5 separate regions of the Homo sapiens genome follow, and regions 1, 2, 4 and 5 are each linked to region 3. A link is a contact called in ENCODE Hi-C or POLR2A ChIA-PET data. All regions are on one chromosome and are shown on one strand. Each heading gives the region's core, a stretch centred on a gene start or an enhancer-like site at or near the end of the contact. The rest is flanking DNA. Distances are from core to core; before and after follow the strand shown. Region 1 holds the start of CD1C (CD1c molecule). Region 2 overlaps ADAMTS4 (ADAM metallopeptidase with thrombospondin type 1 motif 4). Region 3 holds the start of TAGLN2 (transgelin 2). Region 4 holds the start of MNDA (myeloid cell nuclear differentiation antigen). Region 5 has its middle 10 kb from the start of TRV-CAC1-1.

The links. Hi-C counts contacts between places; a loop is a spot of excess contacts on that map. ChIA-PET counts read pairs that join two places held with the same protein, here RNA polymerase II (POLR2A). Pooled maps may share reads with other maps.
Region 1: a loop to region 3 is called in a map with no recorded cell type, with 10 times the contacts of the local background. The contact joins the promoter of CD1C here to the promoter of TAGLN2 in region 3. A Hi-C loop is called at or near these places in 7 of 37 single-sample maps with no recorded cell type and 4 of 50 pooled maps. POLR2A ChIA-PET finds 5 or more read pairs at or near these places in 1 of 52 experiments (OCI-LY7).
Region 2: a loop to region 3 is called in a pooled map, with 11 times the contacts of the local background. The contact joins the enhancer-like site here to the promoter of TAGLN2 in region 3. A Hi-C loop is called at or near these places in 2 of 37 single-sample maps with no recorded cell type and 5 of 50 pooled maps. POLR2A ChIA-PET finds 5 or more read pairs at or near these places in 1 of 52 experiments (activated T-cell).
Region 4: a pooled map shows a loop between it and region 3 (10-fold over the local background). The contact joins the promoter of MNDA here to the promoter of TAGLN2 in region 3. A Hi-C loop is called at or near these places in 3 of 37 single-sample maps with no recorded cell type and 4 of 50 pooled maps.
Region 5: a loop to region 3 is called in a map of ovary, with 6 times the contacts of the local background. The contact joins the enhancer-like site here to the promoter of TAGLN2 in region 3. A Hi-C loop is called at or near these places in 6 of 168 maps with a recorded cell type or tissue (CD4-positive, alpha-beta T cell, CD8-positive, alpha-beta T cell, ascending aorta and 2 more), 1 of 37 single-sample maps with no recorded cell type and 17 of 50 pooled maps.

The regions. Positions count from the first base shown.
Region 1 is chr1:158,287,078-158,291,544 of GRCh38, reverse strand. It overlaps CD1C (CD1c molecule), which reads right to left and starts at 1,622. Exons shown (of 6, transcript NM_001765.3): 1 at 1,420-1,622; 2 at 145-411. The coding sequence starts at 1,480. It also overlaps a transcript of CD1B not described here.
Region 2 is chr1:161,182,806-161,187,478 of GRCh38, reverse strand. ADAMTS4 (ADAM metallopeptidase with thrombospondin type 1 motif 4) reads left to right here. Exons shown (of 9, transcript NM_005099.6): 9 at 1-3,177. Among named protein-coding and RNA genes, the nearest start is that of B4GALT3, 7.6 kb to the right of the region's middle. RefSeq lists enhancers at 1,711-1,760, 2,531-2,730. Within about 2 kb of position 1,503, at least 19 of the 41 ENCODE cell types and tissues checked have a DNase peak (open chromatin) inside an H3K27ac peak, as active enhancers do.
Region 3 is chr1:159,922,630-159,926,924 of GRCh38, reverse strand. TAGLN2 (transgelin 2) reads left to right here and starts at 1,418. Exons shown (of 5, transcript NM_003564.3): 1 at 1,418-1,475. It overlaps LOC124904437 (a long non-coding RNA gene), which reads right to left and starts at 3,047. Exons shown (of 2, transcript XR_007066683.1): 1 at 2,974-3,047; 2 at 1-2,446. RefSeq lists enhancers at 1,740-2,316, 1,789-2,988, 3,128-3,287, 3,298-3,397, 3,798-3,977 and 1 more and a silencer at 2,048-2,457.
Region 4 is chr1:158,829,624-158,834,380 of GRCh38, reverse strand. MNDA (myeloid cell nuclear differentiation antigen) reads right to left here and starts at 3,030. Exons shown (of 7, transcript NM_002432.3): 1 at 2,824-3,030. It also overlaps a transcript of OR6N1 not described here.
Region 5 is chr1:161,387,569-161,391,779 of GRCh38, reverse strand. No RefSeq gene overlaps it. Among named protein-coding and RNA genes, the nearest start is that of TRV-CAC1-1, 10 kb to the left of the region's middle. RefSeq lists a silencer at 1,499-1,718 and an enhancer at 1,899-2,098. Within about 2 kb of position 1,944, at least 34 of the 41 ENCODE cell types and tissues checked have a DNase peak (open chromatin) inside an H3K27ac peak, as active enhancers do; they include ascending aorta and ovary, where a contact is called at or near this core.

The DNA.
Region 1 (4,467 bases), core at 373-2,872, 1.6 Mb after region 3:
TCAGGAATATCCCTTAAAAGGTTCATCTATGCAGAATTTTATGGTGGGATGGGATAATGGGAAATGGCCCAAAAATTAGTAGAGAATATTTCCCTGAAATAGAACATTCTAAAGAACTCCCATAATTTAGATGATTGAACTTACATTTCGAGTAATCTTGACTTGCATGGTCTTGAATCTCCCGAGTTAATCCAAAGAGGTAGAAACGAAATAACAACTCTAGGTCTGACAACTCTTCATTGCTGAAGTTGCCCTTGGACCAGTTATGCAGGAAAATTATTGTGCCTGATTCACTGTCCCAGCCATGAGTCTGCAACTCGTCCAGCCATCCTGAGCCCTGACCTCGTGCCCAGGATTGGTTGACAAATGAGAAGATCTGGATGACATGGAAGGAGACGTGTTCCTGGGATGCTTTTGGTGGAAGAAGGGCAAGTAGTGTAAGGAAAAAAAAAAAAAGAGAGGCAAGGAAAATGGAGAGAAAATGGAAGGTGAACCAGTTACCACAGAGAAACATTAATGACTACTTTAGCTATACCATTTTCCTTACACAGAGCCCCATGCTCTGCCACCATCCTCTAAAAGAGTAAACTGGACCTGGAGAGAGGTATGCTCAAATGGCAACCATTCTGGCTTCTTCATTGATCCATCTTGGGAAAGCCCATCATGCTCAACCCAGATACATGTAACCTTGCAGCTGACAGAGATGTTCATACTATCTGCATTGTCACCACCGGGGAGGAGAAGAACTAGCAGCGGAAACTACAGAAACAGCATGTCATTTGCAGTTGTTTCCTTCTCTCAGAAAAGCCATTTGCTGATCTCTGTTCTTAGCAAACTTATCCCTCTACATCTATATTCTGACTTCCTTCTACCAACAGACAATCTTCCCCATCAGCCACTGACAGCAACTAAGACAATCTGCTTCCCTTAACCTTAGGCCTCCTACTCAATCTCTCATTTCCCCATCTGCTCTGAACTAAAGTTACTCTCTTCCCTTAGGATTTTAGCTGCTCTCCCACTAAGCTCCATCTTATCTACTTCCCTTCCTCAACTGCCTTAGACAAAGTGGTGCGTGGCATTGAAAGGTTGCTTCATCCCTCTGGACCTTGCGTGTCATTTGTAACATAAAAAGGAGAAACCACATCATTTTCCTGGGCCCTGATTGTTTTAACGGAAAATGGAGAGGAAATGGAAATTGAACCAGTTACCACAGAGAAACATTAATGACTACTTTAGCTATAACATTTTCCTTACACAGAGCCCATGCTCTGCCACCATCCTCCAAAAGAGTAAACTGGACCTGGAGACAGGTATGCTCAGATGGCAAGCATTCTGGCATCTCTATTGATCCATCTCGGGAAAGCCCAGCACACTCTACCCAGATACATGTAACCTTGCAGCTGACAGCGATGTTCTTACCGTCTGCATTGTCACCACCTGGGAGAAGAAGAGCTAGCAGCAGAAACTGCAGAAACAGCATGTCATTTGCAGATGTTTCTTTCTCTCAGAAAAGCTGTTTGCTGATCTCTGTTCTTAGCAAACTTATCCCTCTGTACCTATATTCTGACTTCCTTCTACCAACAATCTTCCCCATCAGCCGCTGACAGCAACTAAGAAGATCTGCTTCCCTCAACCTTGGTCCTCCTACTCAATCTCTCATTTCCCCACCTGCTCTGAACTAAAGTTATTCTCTTCTCTCAGGATTCCAGCTGCTCTGCCACTAAGCTCCATTATATCTACTTCCCTTCCTCAACTGCCTTAGACAAAGTGGTGTATGGCATTGAAAGAAAGGTCATTTTGTCCCTCTGGATTTTGCATGTCATTTGTAAGATAAAAAGGAGAAACCATGTCATTTTTTCAGTTCCTGCTTGTTTTAATAGATCACAGTTCTTCCAGTTTCTCCACTTAACTTTGCCTCCACTCTCCATAGTGTCCCCTCTTCTCATCACTCCATTCTTTCTTTCCCCCTTTTGAATGTCCTCAAAGTTTTCTCTTTCCAATTTCACCTCTTTTCACCCATCTTTCTTATTTCCTCATTCTCACTGATTCTTTTATAAATTGGAGACGTTGCTTTTTACATCTTCCAAGATTTCCCTGCACAATTATATAAACTACAGTCCACTCTACATTATCCTTAGAGATTAAATTGCAGCCATTCAGAATGCATAGGACCATAACAAATATAAAGAAGCCCTTCTACTGCATTTAATCTGTATAGTCATTCACTAAAAAATTACATAGTACATGGTTGATACCAGTGTCTTACTAGGCATATAAACACACAGAGGTTAACAATGTAATCTCTTCTATCAAAGAGTTTTAAACTGCAGATGTTTAAACAAAAAATTAAAATGCATTGTGATTTTAATTTCAATGTATAGAATCCCAGATACAAATCTACTTAGAACTATATTCTCTAGAGCAGCATTTTGACTGACTAACCCCCTGGGAAGTTCATAATTTGAAGTCCTGGAAGAACAGCATGCATCTCAACTAAATACTGAAAATTCTGTACAGTGTGGAATGGTATACGATTGTGATAGTCAGAACATGCAGCTTTTCAAGAGGACTCATACATGGGGAGACCACAAAAATCCAAATTTAAGTTGTTTTGTGATCTGACCAAAACACATTGTATAAAAAGGGCAGCATTTGTCAATGTTTGATTTAAGTAGTTTATATGAAGTATTCAGTGACTTATCAGTGACCCTGGCTGGTTAATATGTGTAAATACATGAACACAGTTTTTTTGAGATCCAGGAAATACATTTATTATTATAGTGTTTCTTAAATCATATTAATTATTCACTGAATGCATTGGAGCAGTCACTTAAAATCTGGGCATGAATTTGTGCTAGGCACAATGACTCATGCCTGTAATCCCAGCACTTTGGGAGACCAAGGTGGGAAGATCACTTGAGCCCAGGAGTTTGAGACCAGCCTGGGCAACAAAGTTAGACCTCATCTCGATAAAAAAATTAAAAAGTTGGCCAAATGTGGTGGCACATGCCTGTAGTCCCAGCTAAATGGGAGGCAGAGGCAGGAAGATCTTTTGAGCCCTGAAAGTCAGGGCTGTAGTGAGCCATGTTCATGTCACTGTACTCCAGCCTGGGTAACAGAGCAAGACCGTGCCTTAAAAAGGAAAATCCCATTTGTAACATTGTTTCTGTTTTAAATTTATATTTATTCTATGTATTTACTGTGTACAACATGATACTTTGATATATACACTATTTCTTAGGTTTGTCAACGTTAATAGTGAGGCCAGAAGTCATTCTCAATGAGCTCTTCCTATCATGGCCACAGATATGTGGCAATTTCTATGAACTATAATATCTTTAAGAGCAATACCCAGTTCAAATCCTACCCAAATCATTCATAAGCACTAGGTGTTATCTTTGCTCATCTTGTGCTGTTAATGGCAAATACTTGGTTTGTGGTTTTAGAAAACAATAGTAGATACCACATTATGTGTTTATTCACATTTTTTTCCATGTTCCTACAGGAAAGATGCAACTGTCCTATTTCCTAATAGTTGGGTTAAGGTCATGGACTGAGTTCTGGGCAATGGAATGTGTGGTGTTGGAAGCATTAGCCAGCTCCAGTCCTGACCACTGAAAATATCACATCTGATCATCTTACCCTGTGGTACCAACTTGGCAGTCAAATTTCTAAATGGCAAGACTATGAGATGGAGAAGAGCAGCCTGATCTACATGCAGTTTAACTGCATGAGAAATAAACTTCATTGTGTTAAGCCTCCAAGTTCTAAAGTTTATTTATAACTGCAACATAACCTAGCTATATTGGATAATATTATAAAACCCAGTAAGTATCATCCTTTTTGCCCTCTTGAATTCAGAAGCAAACAAGTTGAAAATAACATGAGATAGATGGATCTAATGGTCAATCTTGACTTCTGATAGTGCCACTAGATAATTTGCTTTAAGTGTGTAATCCAAGTGATCTTGCTCATACTGGACCCTAAATGGAGTGGCCTTCTCATTGTTATGGACTGAAAGTTTGTGTACCCTCCCAAAGAAAAAAAAAATCACATGTTGAATCCCTAACTCTCAGTGTGATTATATTTGGAAATGGGGCCTCTAAGAAGTAATGTCAATCTCATGTCTAAACGGTAAGACCCTGATCCAATAGGCTTAGTGTCCTTATAAGAAGAGACACTGGAGTGCCCTTCCACTTTCCTTCTCTGTCTCTCTGTCTCTCCCTGTCGCTCTCTGTCTCTGTGTGTGTGTGTGTGTGTGCACCCACCATGGAAAGGCCATATGAGCTCATAGTGAGAAGGCAGTTGTCTGTATAAACCAGGAAGAGAACCTTCACTAGAAACTGAGTCTTCCAGATGGAGACTTTGAACTTCTAGCCTCTAGAGCTGTGAGAGAATAACTTCCTGTTGTTTAAGCCACCCAGCTGATTGCCTTGTGTTAGCACAGCCCAAGAAGACTAATACACT
Region 2 (4,673 bases), core at 254-2,753, 1.3 Mb before region 3:
ACACGGTTCTCCCTGCTAGGCTTGGCCCCCTGGCCCTTCCTGTGGTCCTCCTACTAACCAGGCTGAAGAAGATGGAGACAAGACAATAGTGATCTTTACTCGTTTCATCTAGTTTGCAAAATGAGACCACAGATAGTATGTTTATGGACCTTGATACTATGAGTTGATGGTACAATGAGCAGAGTTCTGTGATAAGTAGATGTAAGGTACAAATACAAACAATATATACGACTGTCCTAAAGGGGTTCACACTGCATTCTGGGCAGGGGAGGTTGTATACTGCTCCCACTCCACCTTCCCCGCAAACAGAAGCAATGGGACAGTAAAAGGGACTAGAAGATAAGAGCCTAATGAGCCCTGAACTGAATGGACTATGAGGGTTATGGAGGGCTACCTTGGGCTGGGCCCTGGAGAACAGGTCATCATGATAGCCCTTCTCACTTTCCTTTAATGTTCATGGAGATACACTTTTTTTTTTGAGATAGGGTCTCCCTTTGTTGACCAGGCAGGAGTACAGTGGTGTGATCTTGGCTCACTGCAGCCTTGAACTCTCAGGCTCAAGCAACCCTCCCACCTCAACCTCCTGAGTACCTAGGACTACAGGCACGAGCTACCACACCCAGCTAATTTACTTTTTTTTTTGGTTGAGACGAGGTCTTATCATATTGCCCAGGCTGGTCTTGAACTCCTGGCCTCAAGGGATCTTCCCACCTCGATCTCCCAAAGTGTTGGGATGACCAGTGTGAACCACCATGCCTGGCCTTTTCTTTTGAGACAGTCTCGCTCTGTGGCTCAGGTTGGAGTGCAGTGGCACCATCATAACTTACTACAGCCTTGAACTCCTGGGCTCGAGTAATCCTCCCACCTCAGCCTCCTAAGTAGCTTGGACTACAGGTGTAGATTCACTTTTAAATCACTTTTCTGCCTGTTATTTTAAGAGAAAGCCCTTCGCTCACCAAGTAGGGTTCTCACTGGCATAAGTAAGTTTTTCTGAAAATGAGACTGAGCTTAGGGGCCACCTCTGTGATTGGGTAAGTAAGCAGGAGCTAGAGTGAAAGAGGGGCAGAGAGAGCTAGCTCATCGAAGAGAAGTGATGGGCATCTCAGCCCTCAATCCCAGGCAAGGCCTGACCCTTTTCTGGAATGGTCTCTGCCTTACCACACCTCCAAGACCCAGATTGTAGGTAGGCTTTACCTAATAGGAGTCCAACAAGTTCTTGCTAGGGATGGGATTGTGGGGGGGCACATATCTCCCTGTAAGAGCCACAGTGAGCTCTGTTTCCCATCTGCCTACTTATTGCCCTCGTGGGCCTGAGCTGGGGTGTAGATATATAAGGAGGAACAGAAACAGTAATAACAGGAAGTAAGGAGGCACTGAAACAATTCAAGTATCTGGTCCTGGAGATGAAAAGAGGAAATGGAAAAAGAAAAGGCATTGAATGACAAGGGATTAGAACCCTGTCCCTAGAGAAGTTCAAGAAGAGTTTGGACAACCATTTTATGAGATGGCAAGTGTTGTGCATGAGTATGTGTTTGAGGTGGGGGAGGAAGTTGAAGCAATAAGTTGGGCCAATTTCCTAAAGTCCCTTCTGCCCCTGAGATTCTCTGCTTCTGTGGTTCAAACAGAGGAAATCTGGACATTTGTCCAGCCACTATTTTTGTAATGGAGGTGGGACAGCCAGGGTTCCTGGAGTGTGCTGTGGAATCGGCATTTACACTTCTCTTCCATCTCTAGTCTCATTTCTGTAATCTTCATACAGTATTACAGTATTTTGTTTTCTAAAATACCAGATTGGCAGTAAGTGACAAAACTAGCATCTCATTGGTCAGGGCTTGTGGGGGAGGAAGGGAGAAGAAAGTGGATTTCAATGTATTAACATTTTATTGGCTGAGAGGATGTTTCTGAACCAATTGAGTACCTTCCCCATTGACTGTTGCTGGGGCCAAGCCAAAATCATTGGCACCACGAGAAACCAGATGACAGCTGGAGGAAACCACGAGTGCTAAAAATGCTCAGAAAGAGGGGGGTCAGGGAAGGCGGGGGAGCAACAACACTGAACAACTTCCCCAGGCAGGATCTTACATGGGGACAGACCCAGGGTACTTAAGTAGCATTAGGAAGGAAAGGGAGGGGAGGAAGTAGATTAAGTATCCCTCACAGTCTTGGCACAACAAACAGGCACCATACACCCACACCAACAGTGACACATTGACATAACACACATCCAACTTCACAGAGACACACTAGCACATTCTCTCTTTTTTTTAAAATTTATTTTATTATTATTATACTTTAAGTTTTAGGGTACATGTGCACAATGTGCAGGTTAGTTACATATGTATACATGTGCCATGCTGGTGTGCTGCACCCATTAACTCATCATTTAGCATTAGGTATATCTCCTAATGCTATCCCTCCCCCCTCCCCCCCTGCCTTTCTTTTTCTTCTTTTTTTTCTTAAGACAGATTCTCATTCTGTCACCCAGGCTAGAGTGCAATGGCGTGATCTCGGCTCACTGCAACCTCCACCTCCCAGGTTCAAGTGATTCTCCTGCCTCAGCCTGCCAAGTAGCTGGGATTACAGGTATGCACCACCATGCCCAGCTAATTTTTTGTATTTTTAGTATAGAGACGGGGTTTTCCATGTTGCCCAGGCTGGTCTTGAACTCCCGGGCTCAAGTGATCTGCCTGCCTCGGCCTCCCAAAGTGCTGGGATTACAGGTGTGAGCCAGGGTGCCTGGCCAACACATTCTGTTGATAATATAGATGCAAATAAGTAGTAGGGAGCGGAAAATGTAAGAATTTTCACCTGAAAATGGATCTGAAGAGTAAAAGATATTAATTGACCTAATCGTGCATTGAGAATTGACTGTTTATCCCATTTATTTGTTCAATAAATAAGCCAATGGGTTGTAAACATTGTAAACATTCCACAGCATGTGGAAAGGACATGGATTTTTGGAGTCAAATTGAATCTAAGCCTTGCTACTTACTTACCTGTAATGATGCAACCTTAATTACTTGATCTCTGTAAACCTCAGTTTCCTTACCTACAAAACGTTTGTACTATTACCTGCCTTATAGAGAGGTCCAGACTTAAGAATATGATGATGTAAATGTTTGGCACTGTGTCTGGCTTTTAGTAAGTGGTCAATAAAGGCCAGTTCTCCTTTCCTTATATCTCTTCCTTTGTCTGCTCCCTGACTTCTAACCCCTGCATTCACGTGAGAAAACAGTTATATCAAGGAACTGTCTAGGTCAGATCTAAGGGCCATTTTGTAAATTTGTGCAAAAAGTTCTGGCTTACATTGAAGGGATGATAAAAGGAAAGACATGGTCCTAATCCTCAGAGTTCACAATCTGGTGGCTGAGACAGTCAAGTAGGACAAAAATTTCAGACTTCTGTGATAGGTGCCATGATCAAGGAGGGGCACCTAGCACAGAATATGAGGCCACAGAAGTGTTTCTGGAGGAGGTGCCTGTCTCTCCTTCTAGAAGTGAGCAGTAAGGCTGGGCACAGTGACCCATACCTGTAGTCCCAGCACTTTGGGAGGCCAAGGTGGGAGGATCACTTGAGGCCAGAAGTTCAAGACCAGCCTGGGGGACATGATGAAACCTGGTCTCTACAAAAAATACAAAAAAAGGCAGGGTGCAGTGGCTCATGCCTGTAATCCCAGCACTTTGGGAGGCCAAGGCAGGTGGATCATGAGGTCAGAGTTCAAGATCAGCCTGGTTTGAGAATCTGGTCTCTGGTTCGAGACCAGACCAGGAGTTCGAGACCAGCCTAGTAGATAGAAGATGAAACCCCATAGCTACTAAAAATACAAAATTTAGCCAGCACGGTGGTGGGCACCTGTAATCCCAGCTACTTGGGAGGCTGAGGCAGAAGAATTGCTTGAACCTGGGAGACAAAGGTGGCAGTGAGCCAAGATCATGCCACTGCACTCTAGCCTGGGCATCAGAGCAAGACTCCATCTCAAAAAAAAAAAAAAAAAAAAAAAAAAAAAAAAAATTAGCCAGGTGTGCTTGTGCACGCCTGTAGTCCTAGCTACTCAGGGAATGGGGTGGGGGCTGAGGTGGGAGGATCACTTAAACTCAGGAGGTGGAGGCTGCAGTGAGCTGTGATTGTGCCACTGCACTCCAGCCTGGGTGACAGAATGAGAACTTGTTTCCAAAAAAAAAAAAGAAAGCTGTAAGACTGCAGGGAACCCATGGATGGTGGGAGGGTGTCAGGGGGGCATGATTTCTGTTTGCTAGGTCAGGTTCAGGTTCTTCTATGTTATACAAAACCAAAGTGAGGTAAAGAGGTAAAGAGAACAGACCAGAAAACCAGAAACTGGAGGATAATATGGTAAGAGAAAGAGCTGAGTGGGAGAGAGATCTGGAACAACAGTGTAGGCTGAGGGGAGTTGGAAGGGATAGTTTTGGGAAGAAATAACATCCAAGTAGAAAATGTTGAATGGAAGAGGGAGAGGAATATTTTTTTTTTTTGCAACAGAGTCTCCCTCTGTTTTCCAGGCTGGAGTGCAGTGGCGCCATCTCCACCTCCCAGGTTTAAGCAATTCTCTTGTCTCAGCCTCCCGAGTAGCTGGAATTACAAGCGTGTGCTGCCACACCCGGCTAATTTTTGTATTTTTAGTAGAGACAGGGTTTCACCATGTTGGTCAGGCTGGT
Region 3 (4,295 bases), core at 169-2,668:
TATTGAGTGCTTACGGAGGCCAGCTACTAAAGGCCAGCCACTGAAGTAGATACTGAGAAAATACAAAGCTCTGGAAGCACGCCTTTGCCCTTGAGGAGTTCTTTCTAGTCAGTGAGGCGGACAAAGAAATAGTTACCGTATGATAAGTTCCGTGATAAAGCTATGTGTTGGTTATTGTAGCACAAAGGAAGATGTTGCATTCAAGGCCACCTTTAGTGAACGCTAATATCGTGTGCTGGGACAAATGCCACATATTGGGGGGGAGTCCTCAGGACCCTCACAGATAGATGGTGGTAATAATAGTATTCACTATGTGCCAGGCACTGCTCTAAGCCCTATAGGTGGACTGTTTAGTTCTCTACAATTCTATGAATTAGGTAGTACTATTAGCTCTGTTCTATAGACCAGGGAACTCAAGCATAGAATGCACAACAGTCACACAGCAGGTAAAGGGTAGAGCAGGTGGGGAGCCAGTCAAGGAAGGGAAACTGTCCTAGGCAGAGGAATAGCCTTTGTAAAGGCACAGAAGAGTGAGAATGCTTGACAATCAGTGGGACTGGAATATAGGGCTGTGTAGGACTCGGGGAGGGAACAGAGAATAATAGAAAGGTTGGACAGGACTGGATATTGACATCCTGGAATCTCAGGTTCAAGGGAGGACTCTATCATGTGTGCAGAACTCCACCCCGGGGGACTCTATTCAACTGAAGCCTGAAAGGATGGGGGGCTCTTTCTCCACCCCTGAACTGTGCTGTCCTCCACCCTCAGAGACAAAAGAACCCCAGCCAGCCTCCTCGCGCTGAGGTCTCCCCCTCTGATCCCTCCAGGATTTAGGAAGAGATACCAGGTCATAGAAAAGGAGATGAAAGGCAGGGAGAAGACAGGTCTGAGCCCTGGGTCCCAACACCGAAAACACCCCTAGGGCCCTGGGCAGAGTGACCTCACTGTTAGTCCCTGCCCAGGCTTGAAGTAAGAGGTGAGCAAGATCACGTGGGGGTGCTGTCCCGGCCTGCAAGTCCCAGTCCTGTCACACACTAGTCAGTTGGGGTCGGGGGAAGGCCTTCCTGTGCCTCCTTTTACCTTGCCAGCCTCTAAACTAGGAGGCTTCTTCCTACATAAACACGCCCACAGTGTTTAGCTAACTTTCTAGGCAGAAAGTTTCCTACTGGGGCACAAGTCTACGGGCTCTCGGTGGAGGCTGAGGTACTCACGGGTGGAGACCACTGCAGCCGCCTTTGTAGATTCAGACTCCCCGAACCTTTAACCCTTGCTCTGGTCTACTGTCCCTCTGTCTCAAGCAGTCCTCCCTCCTTCTGCGCTGCGGCGCCTTTAAACCTTCTTGGCCCTTGCCCCGCCCCGGGTCCGCCCCGTCTGAGGCGGGACCCTCCTGAAAATCCCCGGCTGGGCAGGGCGCACCACTTGCAGCTGCAGCCCTTGCCTTGAGTCAGTGCGCCGCTCTCCAGCCCGCTTGAACGGTGAGCAGGTCGGGGGTACGGGGGTCGGGGACATGTGCGTGCTGTGTAGAAAGCAAGAAGCCAGCGCTTTGAACTTGCTCCAGCGAGCTCGGGGATCAAGGGCTGGTACCAGGCAAGGGTCCGGTGACTACTTTACCCCGCCCCGTGCTGTCAGGTCCTGTCCCCAAGCCCTGACCCGACATTGTTGGACGATGAGGTCAGGCGAGGTTAGCCCATGCATAGACAGGGCGTCCGTCTGGAGCAGGGACTCAGGGACTGAGCCCCACCCGCGGGCTCCATCGCTGAGTCCTCACTGGGGCGAGGGGAAAAAAGGGCGTCGGACTTTAGCTGGCTGGCCCCGAGTGACCCCGGGTCGTGGCGCCGGCCCTGGGCCAGCTCGTGCTCCTGGGCTTTCCCGCGCGACCCTTCACTTCCTGGTTCCAGGAGCACGTGTGAGCACTGCGTGCCCTCTGAGTCCCCGAGGCCGCCCTTTTCATTCCTGTTCCTGCTAGCTTGCTATTCTGGGGACTTGAGGTCACGGGCTGGGGCTAGGGGGCTCTGCATGGGTCGCACGGTGACCTTCTGTGAAGCTCCAGTCATCTCTATGACGGTCCCCTGACCTCGGGGGTCTGGGTGCTGCAGCCCTGACTGCGCCCCGGGGTGCCCTGTGTGAGGTTGTGGGGGTGGTGGTGGCTGCTTTTACCCTGCCCGAGCGCCGCTGCCCCCACCGGGTGCCCCCTGCTGCTGGGAAAGCCGGTGGTGGCCGCGGGCGGACGGGCGGGCTGCCCAGACCACTGCGTCACCCCAGCGGCGGGAGGGCGGTGGGTGACTCATCTGTTGTAACGGCCCAGGGTGTGGTCGTGGGGGTGGGGGGCGGCGGCTGGGAGGCCGGACCTGCAGGACCGGAGGTGGACTGCCGCCTCCCCCCGCGCCCTGTGCCTCCTGGGGCTACCTGAAGCCGGTGTCCTGGGAGATCTGTGAGCAGTTGGTATCTGTGGGGCAGAGAGAAACGGGGTGAGAGTGGGGATGGAGTGTGGGATTCGATGTAGAAGACCTGCGGCTGGGACGGGGCTCCCCCAGTGTTCTCATTGACTTCAAAGCACCAGACAGCAATGGCTCTCTATCTCTAGCCCCCTCCCAGTTTCTCCTCCCCACTACAAGGGGCAGACCTACAACTGCAGAGGAGGCCAAGGCAGGGCGGGCCCAGTAGGGCCCTACCATTCCAGAACCAACAAATAGGTTTTGTCCAACCGCAACTCCCTCCCTCACCCCAAGGCCTCTGCCCCTGTCCCCCACCCCGGGATTGGCCCCTAATCCTTTCTTCATTCCATCCCTTCTCCCTCCAGAATTTTCAGCTGTGGGTTCTCTAGCTCAGAACACTTTCCCTTCCCAGGGGATTTCTTCTCCTGAACAACTACTTCCTGAGTCCTCTTCTTCACCCCAACACGGGTCATTTCCTATCTTCCCCCACACGCTGTCCATCCCCACTATAGCTGTCTCCTGGAATAATCTCTTGCACCTGGCTACACCCGAGCACTGCTGAGACGATCCCACTTCTGCTCCCGTGCTCACAGCCTGCTCACCACAACGTCTGTGTTGACAGGGTGTTTCTGCCCGGAGCCCCCACCCAGCCTCCAACACTGTTTGGTACACAGAAGCCATGGCAACGGCCCCCACCTCATCCCCTCCTCCCACGCAAGCTTTGGAGCTTCCTGTTTGTGTAGCCTCAGCTTTCTCTTCTGCTCCTGACTCTCGGTGGTGAGGGGCTGCCCTACGGTGGTTCCCTTAATTGTGGGCCGCCCCCCATCCTTGCTGCTGGCTGTGGCACCTCGCTCTGTGGGCTGGTGCCCTCACTGTGCTGCTCTTTGAGAACACTCCCTGTCCCAAATCTGAGTTGGGAAGTTCTCCTGTGTTCCATCTGCACGGTGGATGGAGAGTCCCTTTGTCTTCCCAATTAAACACCCTAGCCAAGAACCCTGAAGTCCTCCCTGCCCCCACCCATGTCCGCCTTTTCTTTGGCTTTGGCTTTGGTGAGGTAAGCTTCCAGCCCAGGGTCTGGGTGGGGCCGAGTGCCTTGCGTGGCCCCTCCCCGTTTCCCGCCTATTGTAACTCCAGGGTGAGGGTGAGGGTTGTTCTCACAGCTGCAGTAGCGCTAGGGTTTAGGTTGCTCCCTGCCAGTCCATCCCCCAGGTTGTTCAGCTGTCACCTTCCTTTGGGGTCCCCAGCTCTGGGGGTCCCCCACACCTGTCTTCCAGCTGGGCATATCTCTTCTCACCCTGGTAGGCAACTTGCTTACTGTTTTCTTTATGTTTGAGGGAAGGCAGGGGCAGGTCCCCTGGGTGTCCCTAGGGTGGGCCTTCCCAGCTCCAGCAGCCGCAGCCCATCAGCTTCTGCCTGCCCGTGGGGGTGGGGAAGAGAAACAGCTGCTGACCAGGCCTGGCCTGGTTGGAACTGCCCCTTCTCAGGACCCCGCCCTATGGCTCTGGCACCTCAGAGCTTGAGGGCAATGGCCCCAGAGTGGAGCAGATACACTGCAGCTGGAGGCCGTGACCCTGCCAGCTGTGTCCAGGCCCCAGCGTTGGGCGGTGGAGGGGGTTCCTCAGCATCCACTTTCCACCCAGTGGTGGGTCTGGGAGGCCAAGTTTGTCCTGCCTTGGGGGGTTGGGGGGCACTGGAAGTGTCTGGCTTCAGGCCTTTCTCTCTGCTCTTAACCCCAGTGTCTAGGTTAATCATTCTCCTGCCCTTTCTTTACCTGTGCCATGGTGATCCCCGAGCCTCAGGCCACTTGGTCCCTGGAAACAGCCCTGAGCACAGCCACTCCCAGGAGAGAGGTCTGGAACT
Region 4 (4,757 bases), core at 1,781-4,280, 1.1 Mb after region 3:
CGTGTCTGTAGTCCCAGCTACATGGGAGGCTGAGGCAGGAGAATGGCGTGAACCCGGGAGGCGGAGCTTGCAGTGAGTCGAGATCGCGCCACTGCACTCCAGCCTGGGCGACAGGGCGAAACTCCGTCTCAAAAAAAAAAAAAAAAAAATTGATAAAGGACTTGAATAGACATTTCTTCAAAGGTGCTATACAAATGGCCAATAAGCACATATGAGTATGCTCAACGGCAATAATCTTTAGAAAAATACAAATCAAACCCATAAAAACCACAATGAGATATAACAATTAAAAACATACATGCACAAAACATCGGAGCTCCTAGGATGATGTTTTTTGGTACTGTCAAAAAAATAACTACAGAAAATAACCAGTGTTGGTGAGGATGAGTAAAAAAGGGAAACCTTGTACATCATTGGTAGGAATGTAAAATGGTTCAGATGCTATGAAAAAAATATGATTCTTACTCTTAAAATTAAAAATAACATTACCATATGATTCAGTAATTTCACTTCTAGATATATTCCCAAAATAAGTGAAAGTGTGATCTCAAATAAATGCATGTACATATATGTTCATTGCAGCATTAATCACAACAGAAAAATGTGAAAGTATTACAAGTGTCCTTCAATGGATGAATGAATAAAAAGAAATATGGTTTCTTACGTATTTTATGGTAAATACATGAAATGGAATATTATTCTACCCTAGGAAGAAAGAATATTCTGACACATGATACAATACAACATGAATGAACTTTGAGAACATGAAATGAAAAAAGCCAGTCACAAAAAGCACACGCTTACTGTATGATTAAACATATATGAAGAGTTAGAGTTTTTAAATTTATGGGGAAAGAAGGTAGAATGATGTTTGCCAAGCTCTGGAGGAAAGGGGAATGGTGAAATTGTTGGTTAACGGTTAGAGTTTTAGTTTTGCAAGATGCAAAGGCGTTCTGGAGGTTGGTTGCACAACAATATGAATGTATTTAATACTACTGAACTGTACACTTGAAGCTGATTAAGATGACACATTTTATGTTACATGTTTCTTAACACAATTAAAAGAAAACAATTATTATATTCAAAGCTTTCAGAAGCTTGGCAGTGAAAATATCCATACCCACAGCTCTTTGTGAAGAACTACTCATTATGAAAAGAAATAAATCTAAGAAATGTTGGAGGCCAAAAGGGAAGAAAGATCAAGCAAATACTTTAATTAGTGTTTTTACTATCTTAAAAATAAGTAAAGCCAGAGTCAAATAAAAGAAAACAGGAACTATATGAACATACTCTTAACAGGTGAAGTTGTATGTTTGGGGGACCAGAAGATGTGAGAGTTTGCTAAGGGGCTTGTCTTTAAGGAGAATATAGATTTTTTAAAAATAAGAAACTTGACAAGAAAGGAGAAGAAGAAAGCACAGAATAAGTGCTATAAATTGAAACAAAGTAAGATGGCAAAACCAAGTTAAAATATATACCTTTATAGAATTTGCATATCTGGACTAAACTCATCAACTAGGAGGAAAAATTTTCAATTTGGATTAAAAATAAATCCAGTCATATGTTGTTGACAAAGTACAAATAAAGCATAAGTTCACTTAAGTTTGAGAAAGAGCTGGAAAAGTTATATTCTTCAAACTCTAACTTAAAGAAAGACTTTTTAGGAAAAATAGTGTAGCTTAAAATAGGCTTAAGTCAATAAGTATCAGTACATAGTTTCACTACATAATGGTAAAGTATGCAACTTGGAAAAAGATATAATAATTTAAATTATATTATAAATATAATCTGTTATTACTTTATAAAGTAGCATATAGAAGTTTTTTCTTCTCTCTAAACACACACATAACATATATACTTAGATATACATATTCTATGTAAAAATATATGGTAGAAATCAAAAGAACTACAATGAGAAATTAACAAAATCACTATTAGAGTTGGAGATTTCACCACATCTCTCAGTTACTGAAAGAACAAGGTAAAAAATAGCTTAGATTTAGATTTAGATTTTTCAAACATAATTAACAAGCTTACTTAAGAAACTTTATCTTACTTAAATAGAATTTGGAATCCAACGTTTATAAACTCTTCTCAAGTACTCATGGAGTAATTAGAAAACATTCATATGTACAAAGCCATAAAAAAGTCAAAATGTATCCCAAAGTAGGAAATATATAATTGATTCTCCCTGTCTTTTCATTATACCTTGCCACAAAAAATGTTATCTATGACTGAGTAAAGCATAGACCATTTGAAAAAGAGAATTATTTCTTCTTACACTTGTTGTAAAATGAAGCATAAAATGAAACTGATTCATGAAAATGTAAAGATTATTTTTGAGTAAATGCTTGTAAAATTGAGAAATTAATGTGTGCACATGTCTATGCTTTTTAAAATAGAGATAAAATCATATAATAGAGATTTATATCCTGGTTTATTTTTTACTAAATATTACTTCATAATAATTTTCTTATCTGACTGTCTTGTCTTTTAACTTAGGCCCAAACCCAGTCACCAAGTCATCCTCCAGCCAAGAAAACCAAGTATCTCCTCTAAATATCAATTTATGCCAAAAGACACCCAAGAATTAATTTTTAAAACCTGCTGTAGACAAAATACATTTTTTTGGTTCATACCCCAATTGTGGTAGAATAAAAGATATCCATTTGCTACCTAGACAGTTAAAGCATTCAGTTCTCAGTTTTCTGAATATGATTGATAACAACACTTCTGGTCTCAGGCAATTATTCTCTACTGAGATGGTGTGGTTACCAACTAGATACCTAGATCTTTCTCTAAAGAACTTCCCAGAAATCTCACCTTAATGGATGCTTCTTCCACAATAGTCTTCAGAAATCCTGGAGTCACTGTCTTGTTTAGGACAGAATCACTGTCCGTAAAGCTTTGGAGAGATTAAACTGCAGACTATTTTAATCTTGTAAAGGGCTGAGAAATGAAAGCTAACAAGGAAAAATGGCACTTGTTAGAGCCACTCTCAATCTTGATTGTAGATGGCCTTCTTACACTGTCCTAATTCCTAACTAGAAAGAAGTTATGTAATCATGAAACAATTTTGAAGCCACGCCTATCAGCCTTTGTAGCTTTCTATTTCAGATGTCAGAGAAAGTGGTCAGTTCCTCTTTGTAGTAAGTAATCTCAGTCACAAGGAGAAATGACAGTAAATGGTGCCTCTTCTTCGCTTTTTTGACTTACAAATACTTGCTGAAAGGAGTTTCAAACTCAGAACTTTCTTATAAAGCTAACTTACATATAGGTCATTAGAAACCGGTAGCCGCTTGAATAAGGATCTTAATATAAATTGGGAAAGGCAAAACACCAAAGTTTCTCCCTCCTTTCCTGTTCACAGAGTGGCAGGAGCAGGAGATCTTGGTAGAGATGTCTATTGCTACCAGAACTTGACTTCATCTCTTGGATAGGGGTGGGTCTACTGTGAAATTGTTTTTGTTTAAATAGTACCTACATATTCACCCAGTTATTAATAACTGATACACCTGGAGCTTGACAGAGGCAGAAAGTCATTATGAATATGTAAATCCTTATTCAAATAATTTGAAAGAGTTTCATACTAGTTGCTCTCTTGAGTATAATAACTGAGCTGCCTTACCTTGATTATTAAATTCATGATTACTCATGCTTTTTGCATTATTTATGGATAGTTGGTTCATATCATGACTGAAACCTTGAACATTCTGGAACAGCACTGAAACTCTGGAATGATAGGGGGCCTGATAAACCCTTTGTACTGCAATTTTTTTTTCCTGTGAAGAACAGTGGGTGCACTACAAAGTATCATAACTCTGAATTGTCAAATGAATGGTATCAGTTAGCAGACAGTGCTGTGGTTACCAACTAGCTGATCTGTAAGCAAAATGTGGTCATGACTGGAAAAGGATCCCAAAACAGCTAATAGGGGAAAATGATCCAAGGCCATCTACAGAGAAGAATAAAGCTGATTGTCTTAATCCAAACCAGCAGCATAGAGAGAGTTAAAGTTTGGATTTGGAAACTGTCTAAACCCCACTAAAGCAGGGTAAATCAGAAAAAACCAAGAGGATCTAGAATGACAGCCACTAACACATGTGGGTGTTCATTGTTTCAGTTTCTCTCTTATGCTGATGCTTCGAGCAGGTCTTAAGGTAAAGGGTAAAGAGGAACACAAGGAAACCTTATCAGGTGCCCCACTTCAGTGTTTGGGAACCAAAAGAGCTCACGACAGGAGTTACCATGTTTCAGGACAGCTTTCTGCCCTGATATGGTTTGGCTCTGTGTTCCCACCCAAATCCCATCTTGTAGCTCCCATAATTCCCACGTGTTGTGGAAGGGACCTGGTGGAAGATGAATGAATTATGGGGGCAGATCTTTCCCATGCTGTTCTCATGATAGTAAATGGGTCTCATGAGATCTGATCGTTTTAAAATAGTTTTTAAAAAATGGGAGTTGCCCTGAGCAAGCTCTCTCTTTGCCTGCTGCCATCTACGTAAGATGTGACTTGCTCCTCCTTGCCTTCCACCATGATTGTGAGGCTTCCCCAGCCATGTGGAACATTAAGTCCAATAAGATTCTTTCTTTTGTAAAATGCCCAGTCTTGGGTATGTCTTTATCAACAGCATGAAAACAGACTAATAAAGTAAATTGGTACCAGGAGTAGGGCATTGCTGAAAAGATACCAGAAAATGTGGAAGCAACTTTAAAACTGGGTAACAGGTAGCAGGTAACAGTTTGGAAGGCTCAGA
Region 5 (4,211 bases), core at 695-3,194, 1.5 Mb before region 3:
ATGTCACTGCAGTCCAGCCTGGGCAATAGAGTGAGACCCTGTCTCAAAAAAAAAAAAAAAAAAAAGCAGAAGATTCGGATGAATTACTTTAAGGATGTTATGTCCAATTGCTGATGCCCAGAAGTCTGGTTGTTCAAGGCATTATCGGAGACTGAAGAAACATAGACTTTTCCCCTCAGGTCTCTGAAACTCCCCCTCCTTTACTCTCCAGCTGCATAAAAACTCCCCACTTCGGGCCAGGCACAGTGGCTCAAGCCTGTAATCCCAGCACTTTGGGAGGCCGAGGCCGGCAGATCACCTGAGGTCAGGAGTCTGAGAACAGCCTGGCCAACATGGTGAAACCCTGTCTCTACTAAACATACAAAAATTAGCCAGGCGTAGTGGTGCACACTGTAATCCCAGCTACTAGGGAGGCTGAGGCAGGAGAATCACTTGAACCTGCAGCCTCGACGTTCCAGGCTCAAGGGATTCTCCCACCTCAGCCTCCTGAGTAGCTGCGACCACAGGCGACTGCCACCACACCCAGCTAATTTTATTTTATTTTGTAGTGACAAGTCTTATTATATGCCCAGGCTGGAAATTCATCTTTTAATTCCCATAGGTGAGCCCTCTGCCAAAACAGTAGTAAAAAGCTGGAAGTACTTTAAAGCCCAGCTGTAGAAAGAGTTTTAAATCACTCATTTTGCATGTCATCCTGCTCTTGGACAGATTCAAGACTTACTGCTAACTGAAAAGATGGGTGAAGAGTAGTGTGTAGTGTGGGGTTTTTGAGTAAGGGGAAAATGGAGGAAATATATTTATGCATATTAATATATATACATGTATGGGAACCTCCCACACGAGCGGGTTCCCAAAATATTAGGAAAAATAACAATAAAAATAATGCAAATACAAACAACACAGTATAACTACATTGTATTAGGTATTACAAGTAATCCATAGCTGATTTAAAGTGTGTGGGAGGATGTGCGTAGTTGTAGGTAAATACTATGCCATTTTATAGGAGGGACTTCAGCATCCGCAGATTTTAGTATGGGGTGCTTGCTGTCCTGGAGCTAATCTGCCTGCGGATACCGAGGGACGACTGGAGATCATCTAGGAAGGGCACGCAAAAACCCTAACAGTGGTTGCTTCGGGGAAAGAGAATGGGGGAACTCAGGGTAGGGATGCAAAAGAGACTTGCCGCCGCGAATCACGCCGAGGTGCCCCGCATCCAGCCCTGTGCTCCCGCCCCGGTCCAGGCGCGCTGCCAGGCAGAGTCCCTTGCCCAGCCCCAGAGAAGGCAGCCCATCTCCTGGGCACCGATCCTGAACGTCGGCCAACCTTGCAGGCCTAGCGAAGACCCCAAATTCGACGCGGCAGGCCTGAGGCCTGGGGAAAAAGTGACCCGAATTTCCCGCAATCTCAAGGACACCCAGGGGCGCTCCAGCCCCTCACAGCCCTCCTCCCTCATTCACTCTCACGCCTCGCCTCGCCTCCGGCTCCGGCCTCTCCGCGCCCAGTCACTCCCACGCCCCGTCACTCCCACGCCCCGCCCCTCCTCTCACCCGCGTAGTGCTCTCAGTCTCTCTTGCGCCCCGCCCTTCTGCCCTGCGTCACTCGTGAGCCCCGCCCCTCCTCTCGTCCCGCCCCCCTCTCGTCCCGCCCCTCCTCTCGTCCCTCCCCTCCGCTCGCCCCTCCCCTCCTCTCGTCCCGCCCCGCCCTTCTGCCCTTCGTCACTCGTGAGCCCCGCCCCTCCTCTCGCCGCGCCCCGCCCCACGGCTCGCAGAGGTCCGGAGCTTTCCCGTCAGCAATGAGTCAAGACCGGAAGTCTGGGAAAGGGTGCTCTCAGTTCCCGACAGCGGGGGCTGGACAAGACGGAGACGGTACTGGCAATACGTCGGTTGAAGGGAAGCGGAGCGGAGCACGCGCGGGCTGTGACGAGGGAGCGGAGAAACAGCTGTCCCGTTAGCCTCGTGTTGACGTCCCGGGTTCAGCCCCAGGAGGACGAAAAGACTGTGCCGTGTCCTTCCCGAGGGGAGTGGCGTTCCCATTGACCTGCATACCTCACCTCATACTCGTGCGTGGACGTGTTCCAGCCAAGTCCCGTTCACTCCAGCTCCTCCGTCTCCACCCTAATCCTAATTATTGGTGTTTCGTTTGAAAGGGTTCTGTGAATTTGTCAAGCAGGAAAATTTGGGGTCCGACAGAATTAAGCAATTCTCTTTAATTAAATAGCTTGCGGAGTCTTTAATTTGTTAATATGCATTTTTCTAATCGTAACTAACTTTTGCTTTACATTTACTTTTTTTTTTGAGACGGAGTTTGGCTCTTGGCTCTTGTTGCCCAGCCTGGAGTGCAATGGCGCGATCTCCGCTCACTGCAACCTCCGCCTCCCAGGTGCAAGCGATTCTCCTGGCTCAGCCTCCCGAGTAGCTGGGATTTCAGGCATGTGCCACCACGCCCAGCTAATTTTGTATTTTTAGTAGAGATGGGGGTTTCTCCGTGTTGGTCAGGCTGGTCTGGAACTCCCGACCTCAGGTGATCCACCCGCCTCGGCCTCCCAAAGTGCTGGAATTAAGGCGTGAGCCACCACCGTGCGTGGCCTGCTTTACATTTACTTTCTGTAAGGCTAAGTAATTTACAGTGTCATCTAATCCTTTTAATAATCTTATGAAGTAACCATTATCAAGATATTACAGATGAAGAAATAAAATTGTAGAGACATGCCCAAGATCCCCTTATATTAAGTGACGGAGCTAAATCCAAACCCAAATCATTTATACTGATTGCCCGCAAATCCCTTTTTACACTGGTGCATCACTTGAAACCAGTCCTACAAAGAATGTGCTTTTATCTTGGAGTCCTTGGAGAGGTAAACTGAGGTTCGAACCAAATAAAGGAACATGAGCCCCGGCCCTACCATGGAAGGGGTGGATTGCCTAGCTTCTTCTGGCCACAAGGTGAGGCAGTGAGGAAACTGCAGGAGGCTGGGTTTGGGGTCCCAGCAGTACTTCCTGCTGCCTTGAACAAATGCAGCTGCTCACTTTTACACCCCTTGCAGAACACTCCCCAAATATACCAGTGAAACCCTGAAGGCAAGGCCAGTGCTGGAAGGAATCTAAGCCTCCTGCTCCTGAGGGAAAGGATTTTATTTATTTATTTTTATTTTATTTTTGAGACGGAGTCTGGCTCTGTCGCCCAGGCTGGAGTGCAGTGGTGCTATCTCGGCTCACTGCAACCTCCGCCTCCCCTCCCGGGTTCAAGAGATTCTCCTGCCTCAGCTTCCAGAGTAGCTGGGATTACAGGCGCACGCCACCACACCCGGCTAATTTTTGTATTTTTGGTAGAGACGGGTTTCACCATGTTGGTCAGGCTGGTCTCGAACTCCTGACCTCATGATCCGCTCACCTGGGCCTCTGAAAGTGCTAGGATTACAGGCCTGAGCACCGCGCCCGGCCAGGAATGGATTTTAAAACCCTTAGGAGGCCGGGCACCGTGGCTCACGCCTGTAATCCCAGCACTTTGGGAAGCCGAGGCGGGCGGATCACGAGGTCAGGAGATCGAGACCATCCCGGCTAACACGGTGAAACCCCGTATCTACTAAAAATATTAAAAATTAGCTAGGCATGGTGGCGTTCGCCTGTAGTCCCAGCTATTCGGGAGGCTGAGCCAGGAGAATGGCATGAACCCGGGAGGGGAGGCGGAGCTGGCAGTGAGCCGATATCACACCACTGTACTCCAACCTGGGTGCGACACTCTGTCTCAAAAAAAATATAAATATAAATATAAATAAATAAATAAAAACCCTTAGGAGTAGGTGGTGAGAACTTCACCCAGCCCTATCAGGAGTTGGGGGTATGGAGAGAGGAATGGATTTTGAACAGATTTGACTCCCATCTCCTTCTAAGGGAAGATACATAGACAAGAATAAATGTCTTTTGTAGAAGTCTGGGAATAAGACAAGGAAGCCCACTGGGCAGGGACTTGGCAACTAGAGGCAAATAGAATGGTATGAGACCACGGACTTGAGAAGTTCATGTTAGGATGATACTCCAAAAGGCCCAGCAGAAAAAAGCTGCACCTTGCTCAGCACAGGGTACCCAGGGACAAGGCCAGTCCAACACATCGGAGAGCATTAGGGTGCCAGAGTCCAGCCACAGGGACCTGAGGTTGCCTCCGTTTTCTGCTACCTCTAGGTCATTGGTTGCTCCACCTTCACCAAGATGCTA